Regions from separate parts of the Homo sapiens genome. Here region 2 is linked to region 1. Evidence: read pairs that join two places in POLR2A ChIA-PET (ENCODE). Cell type or tissue: Panc1. All regions are shown on one strand. Region 1 overlaps MTREX (Mtr4 exosome RNA helicase). Region 2 overlaps DHX29 (DExH-box helicase 29).

Region 1 (4,000 bases):
TTTAGGTCACAAGGCACTCATTTGAAAAGAGATCCTGAGTCATACCTTGGAGGAAGAAATGCTATACGGAAAGGTGCAAAAAAAAAAAAAATCATAATGGGCAGATCTTGCTGGGTTTTCCCACTCAGTCTATTAGTAATAGATTGTAACCAACCACATTTCTTTGCAGTTGTCAGTCATGTCTATCCAATAAAGCCTCCATAAAAGGCACAAGAGGACAGGGTTTGGGGAGCTTTTGGATAGATGAACACATAGAGACTTACAGGAAGGTGGAAGGTAAACAAAAACCGCAACTACACTTGCACCAACCTAATAGAAAAAATCCTATGTCTTGGGTATAATTTAAATAAGATGTATAACCTTTTAATTTTGTACATGTGTTCTATTTACAGAGGTAAAGAATTCAGAAGAACAGTATAATAAAATAGTAATTCCCAATGAAGAAAGTGTGGTTATCTATTATAAGATTAGACAGCAGCTTGCCAAATTGGGTAAAGAAATTGAAGAATATATTCACAAACCAAAATACTGCTTACCTTTTCTACAACCAGGTCGTTTGGTAAAGGTATGTCATTGTTTCTTCATAAAATACTTGAATAATTCAATATTTAAACATATTTTTGTTAAAGATTCTAATTTATTTTTTATTCTGATAAAATGCTTCCTGCTACAATAGTTGATCTATATTAATCATATTATTTTACCTGTTTCACATGGCACTAACTTAGGGGCTTATGCAAAGGCCTTTTAATCACCACTGGTTTTTGTTTTGGGGACTATAAATTGAAGTAGATAGTTTTGGAATTAACATATAAAATATTTCTAGTTATGAAATGCTAACTATAACTGTTCATATAACTATTCATATAACTATATGAAAAATAAGGCAATTTTAAGTTCTGGATGAATTCATTAGATATAAATGATTTATATCCTTGGAACATTCTGTCATTTTCAGCATTCATTTGCCAACTGAGAGATTCCTGTTATTGCTGTCCTAGGGGCAATTTCTAAAATGAAATTTGGCATTGATTTTTTTCCTGCAGGGTTGATATCTTGTTTCTTAAATTTAGCAGTGCTCTTTCAAAGATATTTTATCAGAAAATTCAGAAAGCTTTATTAGTCTAGAATGTAGGTGTGAAAGGCTGAAATTGCCTTGTAGATATACATTTGATTCTTGCTTACTTGCTTTTCTTTCTTTTTAGGTAAAGAATGAAGGAGATGACTTTGGCTGGGGAGTAGTGGTGAATTTCTCAAAAAAGTCAAATGTTAAGGTAAACTATTATCTTTAAATTAGAATTGTATATCAATTTTTAGTGAAATGTTTTTTAAGGCTTATGAAATCGGTCTAAGAAGAAATAATATTACCTGAAGAGAAGCAGTAATAAATTCTGCCATGAGGAATTAATTTTTGGAATACACCCGGCTAATTTTTGTATTTTTAGTAGAGATGGGGTTTTGCCATGTTGGCCAAGCTGGTCTTGAACTCCTAACCTCAGGTGATCCACCTGCCTCGGCCTCCCAAAGTGCTGGGATTACAGGTGTGAGCCACCGCACCAAGCCAGTCCTTTATATTTTCTGTGTATCACCTCAACCATGAGAAAACTATTAAATGGTGGTGGTGCTTTCCTTCCACTCCCCAAATCTCCCTGACACACACACACACACACACACACACACACACACACACTCAGAGAGACACATGCATTGTTTTCATGTAGCTGTGATCTTCCTTGCAGGAGATGAGGTTAACTGGACAGAGTAGTCTTTATTTAAGCCTCTCTGACAGCTATTAAATTCTCTTTTTATGTGGAGTTGGAAGTGTGACATTGAGTGCTAAATACAGTGGTTTCATGGACATTTACGTAACCCAAGATGGAAAAGCTAGCATGCCTTTGCCAGTTTACTCATTCCATAACTTGTTTGTAAGAGAATTTTGCTAAGGCAGAATATTTTTACCTATACTGAAGTGCTGTAGATTCCTTTCACCTTAGGTTTTACATTTTTTGTTTATTTTTTTTCTTTTTCTTTTGAGACGGAGTCTCGCTCTGTCGCCCAGGCTGGAGTACAGTGGCACGATCTCGGCTCACTGCAATCTCCGCCTCCCGGTTTCATGCCATTCTCCTGCCTCAGCCTCCTGAGCAGCTGGGACTGTAGGTGCCTGCCACCAAGCCCAGCTAATTTTTTTTTTTTGTATTTTTAGTAGAGACGGGTTTCACCGTGTTAGGCAGGATGGTCTCGAACTCCTGACCTTGTGATCTGCCCGCCTCGGCCTCCCAAAGTGCTGGGATTACAGACATGAGCCACCACGCCCGGCCTGTTTCTTTTTTTAAACAGTTCTATGGAGATGATACACACTCTACAATTTTCCCGGTTAGGGTGTATGACTCAGTGACATTTAGTATATTTGCAGATATGTGCAACCATCACCACAGTCAATTGTAGAACATTTTCATCATCTCAAAAAGAAACATATGTCATTCACCTGTCCTTCCATATCCCCCAGAAATAGAGAAAATTTCTTTCTGTTCCTGGTGTGTTGAGTGTTTTTCTCATGAAAGATAAATATTATGTCAAATATTTCTTATGTGCCTATTGAGGTGATCATGTGATTTTTGCTTTTTATTCTATTTTGTATTCTGATATGATATATTACATTAACTGGTTTTCAGATGTTAACATGACTGGATTTCTGAGATAAATCCCAGTTTGTCATGATATATTATTTTCTTTATGTATCGGGATTCAGTTGGTAGTATGTTTTTGAGGATTTTTTATGCCGTATTCATAGGAAATACTGAGGATTTTTCATGCCAGTATTCATAGGAGATGTTGGTTTGTTGTTTTCTTGGTGACATCTTTGTTTGGGTTTGGTATTAGGGTAATGCAGGCCTCATAGAATGAGTTAGGAAGTGTTCCCCTTTTCTTCCATTTTTTGGAAGAGGTTTTGAAGAACTGGTATTAAATATTTTTTCCCAATATCTTCATCACATTCAAAACTTCTTAAATATTTGGTAGAACTTGGCAATGAGGCCACTTCGGCCTGTGCTCTTCTTTATGGGTACTTTACTAAGAGATTACTAAGTCAATTTCTACTTGGTATGGCATGTTCTTCAGATTGTCTGTAATTTATTGATATACAGTTATTCGTAGTATTATTTTATAATCCTTTTTATTTTTGTATGGTCATTAGTAGTGTCTCTTTCATATCTGACCTAGTAGTTTAAATCTTTCTTCTGGGTAAAGTTTGTCAATTTTGTTAATCTTCTCAATGAGCTTTTGGTTTTACTGATTTTTTTTCCCTCTATTTTTCTGTCTCTATTTCATTAGGTTATGCCCCATCTTTTTAATTTTCTTTCTTCTGGCTACAGGTTCAGTTTACTGTTCTTTTTTCAACGTGTTAAGGTAGAAGATTAGGTTATTAACTTGAGATACCTCTTCTTTTTAAATAGAGCTTTTACAATTATAGAGGTTTTACAATTATAAATTTCCCTCTACAGACGCTTTAGCTGTATTCCATAAATTTTAGTATATTTTATCATTTTCATTAATCTCAAAGTATTTTCTAATTTCCCTTTTGATTTCTTCTTTAACCCATTGGTTATTTAGGAGAGTGTTAATGTTCACATACTTGTTAATTTCCCAAATTTTTGTCTTTATTATTTCTAATTTTGTTTTTGTCGAGAATGTACTTGGAATTCTTTCAGTAGTTTTGAATTGTTCTAAGTTTGCTTAATGGCCTGACATGGTCTGTCCTGCAGAATGTTCTATGTGCAGTTGAGAAAAATGTGTATTCTGCTGCTTTAAGGTGGGATGTTTTATAGATGTCCTTTAGGTCTAGTTGGTTTAGAACTTCAGGTCTTAGACTTCTTTCTTTGCAGACCATTCTGTCTGGTTGGTCTATCTATTATTGAAAGTGGAGTATTGAAGTCTCGTAACTATTGTTGTTGTATTATCTATTTTTCCCTTCATTTCTATCAGTTTTTGCTTCATGTGTTTT
Region 2 (4,000 bases), 100 kb before region 1:
TGTACCTAGGAATAGTTCTGGCCTCTGACTACAAGTGCCCATCTTCTAGGGAAAGAACCTGGTGGGAATGCAGTTTCTGCTTATACACACATTATAAAGAAAACTTACCTCAACAGGATAACTTCTTCCTGAAATTCTGAGAATGGGGCAGTGTGTGAAATATGTAGAAAATTTTTCGCTGTCCACAGTGGCACTCATTAGAATCAAGTGTAGATCAGAACGTTTCTGTAAAATTTCCTTCAAGATAATTAGTAGGAAGTCTGACTGGACACTTCTTTCATGAACCTAGTTTTAAAAAGGGAATAAAAAAGTTCATCATATATTGTATAAATTCTAGTAAGAGGCTTGAACAATCAGACACCCAGATTTACTAAAAGTTATTCAATATCTAAGTACAGTCAGTACATGTGCGGGGAGGGAGAAGCTGTAAGTTTTAAATAAGACAGATCTTCAGAACTGAAAATAAAGTCATTCTCTAAAATTGGAAGTCACTGAAAATCATATAGTGAACTAGATTAGCCATGACAGCATGACTCTACCCTAGGAGACGGTTTGCAAATCAGATCAGATGTAGCTGATAAGGCTGGGTGCAACCCTAAGTTTGAGGGGTGCATGAAAAAGGAGTTCCTTATTGCCAGTAGCTCATACTTGTAATCCTAGCACTTTAGGAGGCCGACGCGGGCGGATAACCTGACATCGGGAGTTTGAGACCAGCCTGGCCAACATGACGAAACCCTGTCTCTACTAAAAATACAAAAATTAGCCGGGTATGGTGGTGTGCACCTGTAATCCCAGCTACCCGGGAGGCTGAGGCAGGAGAATCACTTGAACCGAGGAGACAGAGTTTGCAGTGAGCCAAGATCACACCACTGCATTCCAGCCTGGGCGACAGAGTAAGACTCTATCTCAAAAAAAAAAAAAAAAAAAAAAGATGTAAGGTATATCCCAAATTTCACTTAGAAGCAAGAGTGACTCCTAAATCTCTGCCACTAATATAAAACTATACTGTCACCATTACAAGACAGATGGTTTATCTACTAGGTAGAAAAAGAGGCATTAACTAGCAGGAATCCGACAGAATCTCTATCACTGTCAGAAAAAAGGGTTTTATGCTCTTCCAACACATGCATCTTAGGGAAGAGCACGGATGAGGTATACTGTCAGAACTTTAGTATCTGTGGACTGTATGAGTCTGTCTTCCAACTTTCTGTACTGTGACTTATTTCTACTCTATTTTATAACAGATTTAAGGTAGCACAAAAGGATAAAGTGTATCAAGATAACAAAACAGGTTTTATCATTCATTTGTTTGGAAGGGAGGCAGTAGGGGTTAAGTGTTCAGACTCTGAAATCAATTGCTAGGGTCCAATTCTTGGCCACTTACAGTGTGACTTAGGAAAAGTCATTTAAATATTCTGGGTCTATTTCTTCTATAAAAGGAGAATACAAATAATGCAAATTTCACAGAGTTGTGACAATCAAATGAGATAATGCAAAGCCCTTAGAACAAAGCCCAACAATAAGTACTCAGCATTGTGCTAGATGCTGGAGTTTAAAAAGCAACCAAGAGAGTTCTCTTCCTTTGAGTTTTCAGTGCAGTAAGAAGATACTGTATAGGATGGTTTGAAATTATATTTGAAGCATAGCTAATCCAGATGGTCAAGAAGGCTACTAAGACAAATGCCACTGATGCTGAGGACTGAGGAATGAGTATGAAAAGAAAAAGAGAAGGAAGAAACGGGATGAAAAAAGGAGAAAAAAGCCGTCATGTCAAGGTACACAGTGTGTATGAATTCATGGTAGAAAGAAGGATCATACTAACTTTCAGAAACCGGAGAAACAAAAACAATGACTTGAGCATGGGATGGGGAATGGGTCAGAAATAAAGCTGGTAAGATACTCAATAAACTGCCCTGTAAGGCCTTGTCAGCTGTGTTAAGGAGTTGTGATTTTATCCCAATGAGTCAGGAAGAGCAGTGATTAATGCATTTTAAAGCAGAGGAATCATGTGGTCTGAGTTTTATTTTAAAAAGGATAATCCTGGCTACAATGTGGAAAATGTGGTGGAGGAGAGCAAAATAAAGCAGGAAGTTTAATTCATTAGAGACTTTTGTAGTAGTTAAAGAAATAATCGTGGCCTCTCCAAGGGTAACGCCAGTGAATACGGAGAAAAGTAAATGTACTTGAGAAAGGCAAAATAAAAGGACTATATGACTGGATTCAGGGGATGTGGGAGAAAGAAGGAAAAATCTTAAAGACACTTTTACTTTGGTGGTTTGACCAGGTGACTGGGGATCATTCAGAGACTGAGAAGAGATGAGAAGGGGCAAGTTATAAAAGATGAACAGGGAGGAAAGATGTTGAGTAGTGGAACTGCTGAGTTTGGAGTTCTGGAGACGGTATCTAGACGGTAGCTAGATATTTAAGTCTGATGCTCAGAAAGGAAATCTAATGGATGGCATAGATCTGGAAAATTTCATAAAATAGATAGGAATTTATACAAATAAGGATTTTTTGTTTGTTATTTTGAGACAGGCTCTCGCTCTGTTGACCAGGCTGGAGTGCAGTGGCGCTACCACAGCTCACTGCAGCCTTGACCTCCCAGGCTCAAGCAATCCTCCACCTCAGCCTTGCAAGCAGATGGGACTATAGGTGAGTAGATAGGACTACAGGGAAAAGCCATTAAACCTAGCTAATGTGTGGGGTTTTTTGTTTTGTTTTGTTTTGTTTTGCTGTTTTTGTTTTTTTTTTTTGGAGAGAGGGGGTCTCCCTTATATTGTCCAGGCTGGTCTCAAACTCCTGGGCTCAAGTGATCCTCCCCCCTTCAGCCTGCCAAATTGCTGGCATTATAGGTGCAAGCCACTGCTCCTGGCCAGATTTTTTTTTTAAAGGAAAAAAATAAGGATAGAACATAAAATAGAGCAAATAAAAATGCATACTATGAAGTATACTTGGTATAGATGGGCAGAAAATTTGGCTGGAAGCACACTAGCAGCCATCAAGAAAACCTACTCAATTCACACACTGACTACAAACTAAAATCACACAATTCCTAATAGTAAGGCCAGAAGGAGCATTATCCTGACTGTCTTCATAAAGAGGGTCCTGTATAATGTCATGGACTTTGTCCTGACATCTCTTACAATAAATACTTAACATGACGATGAATTTCACTTCTAGGCTTTTTTTACTTGCTGTAGTGTCTAAGAGGTTGATGGCATCACAGTGGAGCTCAATTCAGTTAACTGTGTCTACAAATGGCTAATACAAAACCATGAAAGAACACAACTTCCTGAAGTTGGTCTGGTTTTTAGAGTTCATCCTGATCTATATTTACCAAGCAATTTTCTGGTAATAATTTGGAGTTCAACAGAACTTATTAACTGCTACAGATGTTTCAACTTACCTAACAGTAAGAATTTCTCACTATAAATATACTGTAGCTTAATTTAAGAATGGTAATAAGAAAAAAAAATTAGCATTTTGGTTCATGTTGACCCTTGATGATACTGATTAAATCTAGGTCTTGGTCATACAAAGCCACAATGTGACACCTTACCCTTACTCCCTTCCCGCAGGAGCCCATGGGCCAGATAAAAAAGCAGCCATTCAGCCTCTTTCTCTTTGATATCTTAGTGATAAGAGTGAAACCATGCCTATAAACTTTATAAAATTAATCAAGGAAGAAAAACAAACGTAAACCAAGCTTGCAGCACATTCAGCATTCATCATTAGGTCTGCTTGTTCTCTGACCTGCTTCTTCATAGTAGTTCACTGCCTATTGTCCTAGAATCACACAGACCCTAGATTATCGTTCCCCTTAACTACTCTATAGATAACTTGAACATTATGAAATGCTACATTTTCCATTTGAGAAATTCCTTCAGGTCCTATGTGCCAGTGAAACTACTGACTCAAAGCTGGTCTGAAGGACCCCACTGATGCCAGCTGGTATGAAGGACCCCACAAAGACCTGACTCCCCAAACAGTGCAGTTTCTA

What was found. ChIA-PET counts read pairs that join two places held together with the same protein. Peaks named below come from ENCODE experiments on the same cell type or tissue, not always from the same donor. Only the 100,000 strongest peaks of a DNase experiment are listed, where the experiment ranks them.
Region 2: POLR2A ChIA-PET joins it to region 1 with 5 read pairs; 3 of 35 experiments call an interaction of 5 or more read pairs at or near these places.

Annotation. Positions count from the first base shown.
Region 1 is chr5:55,377,922-55,381,921 of GRCh38, forward strand. MTREX (Mtr4 exosome RNA helicase) reads left to right here. Exons shown (of 27, transcript NM_015360.5): 17 at 393-565; 18 at 1,206-1,274. It overlaps LOC107986415 (a long non-coding RNA gene), which reads left to right. Exons shown (of 2, transcript XR_001742668.2): 1 at 1-73; 2 at 170-287. Among named protein-coding and RNA genes, the nearest start is that of MTREX, 72 kb to the left of the region's middle. In Panc1, no CTCF peak of the experiment used is centred here; a DNase peak (open chromatin) is centred at 2,450.
Region 2 is chr5:55,276,998-55,280,997 of GRCh38, forward strand. It overlaps DHX29 (DExH-box helicase 29), which reads right to left. Exons shown (of 27, transcript NM_019030.4): 13 at 109-285. CCNO-DT (CCNO divergent transcript) reads left to right here. Exons shown (of 5, transcript NR_185977.1): 2 at 2,536-2,652. Among named protein-coding and RNA genes, the nearest start is that of DHX29, 29 kb to the right of the region's middle. In Panc1, no CTCF peak of the experiment used is centred here; no DNase peak of the experiment used is centred here.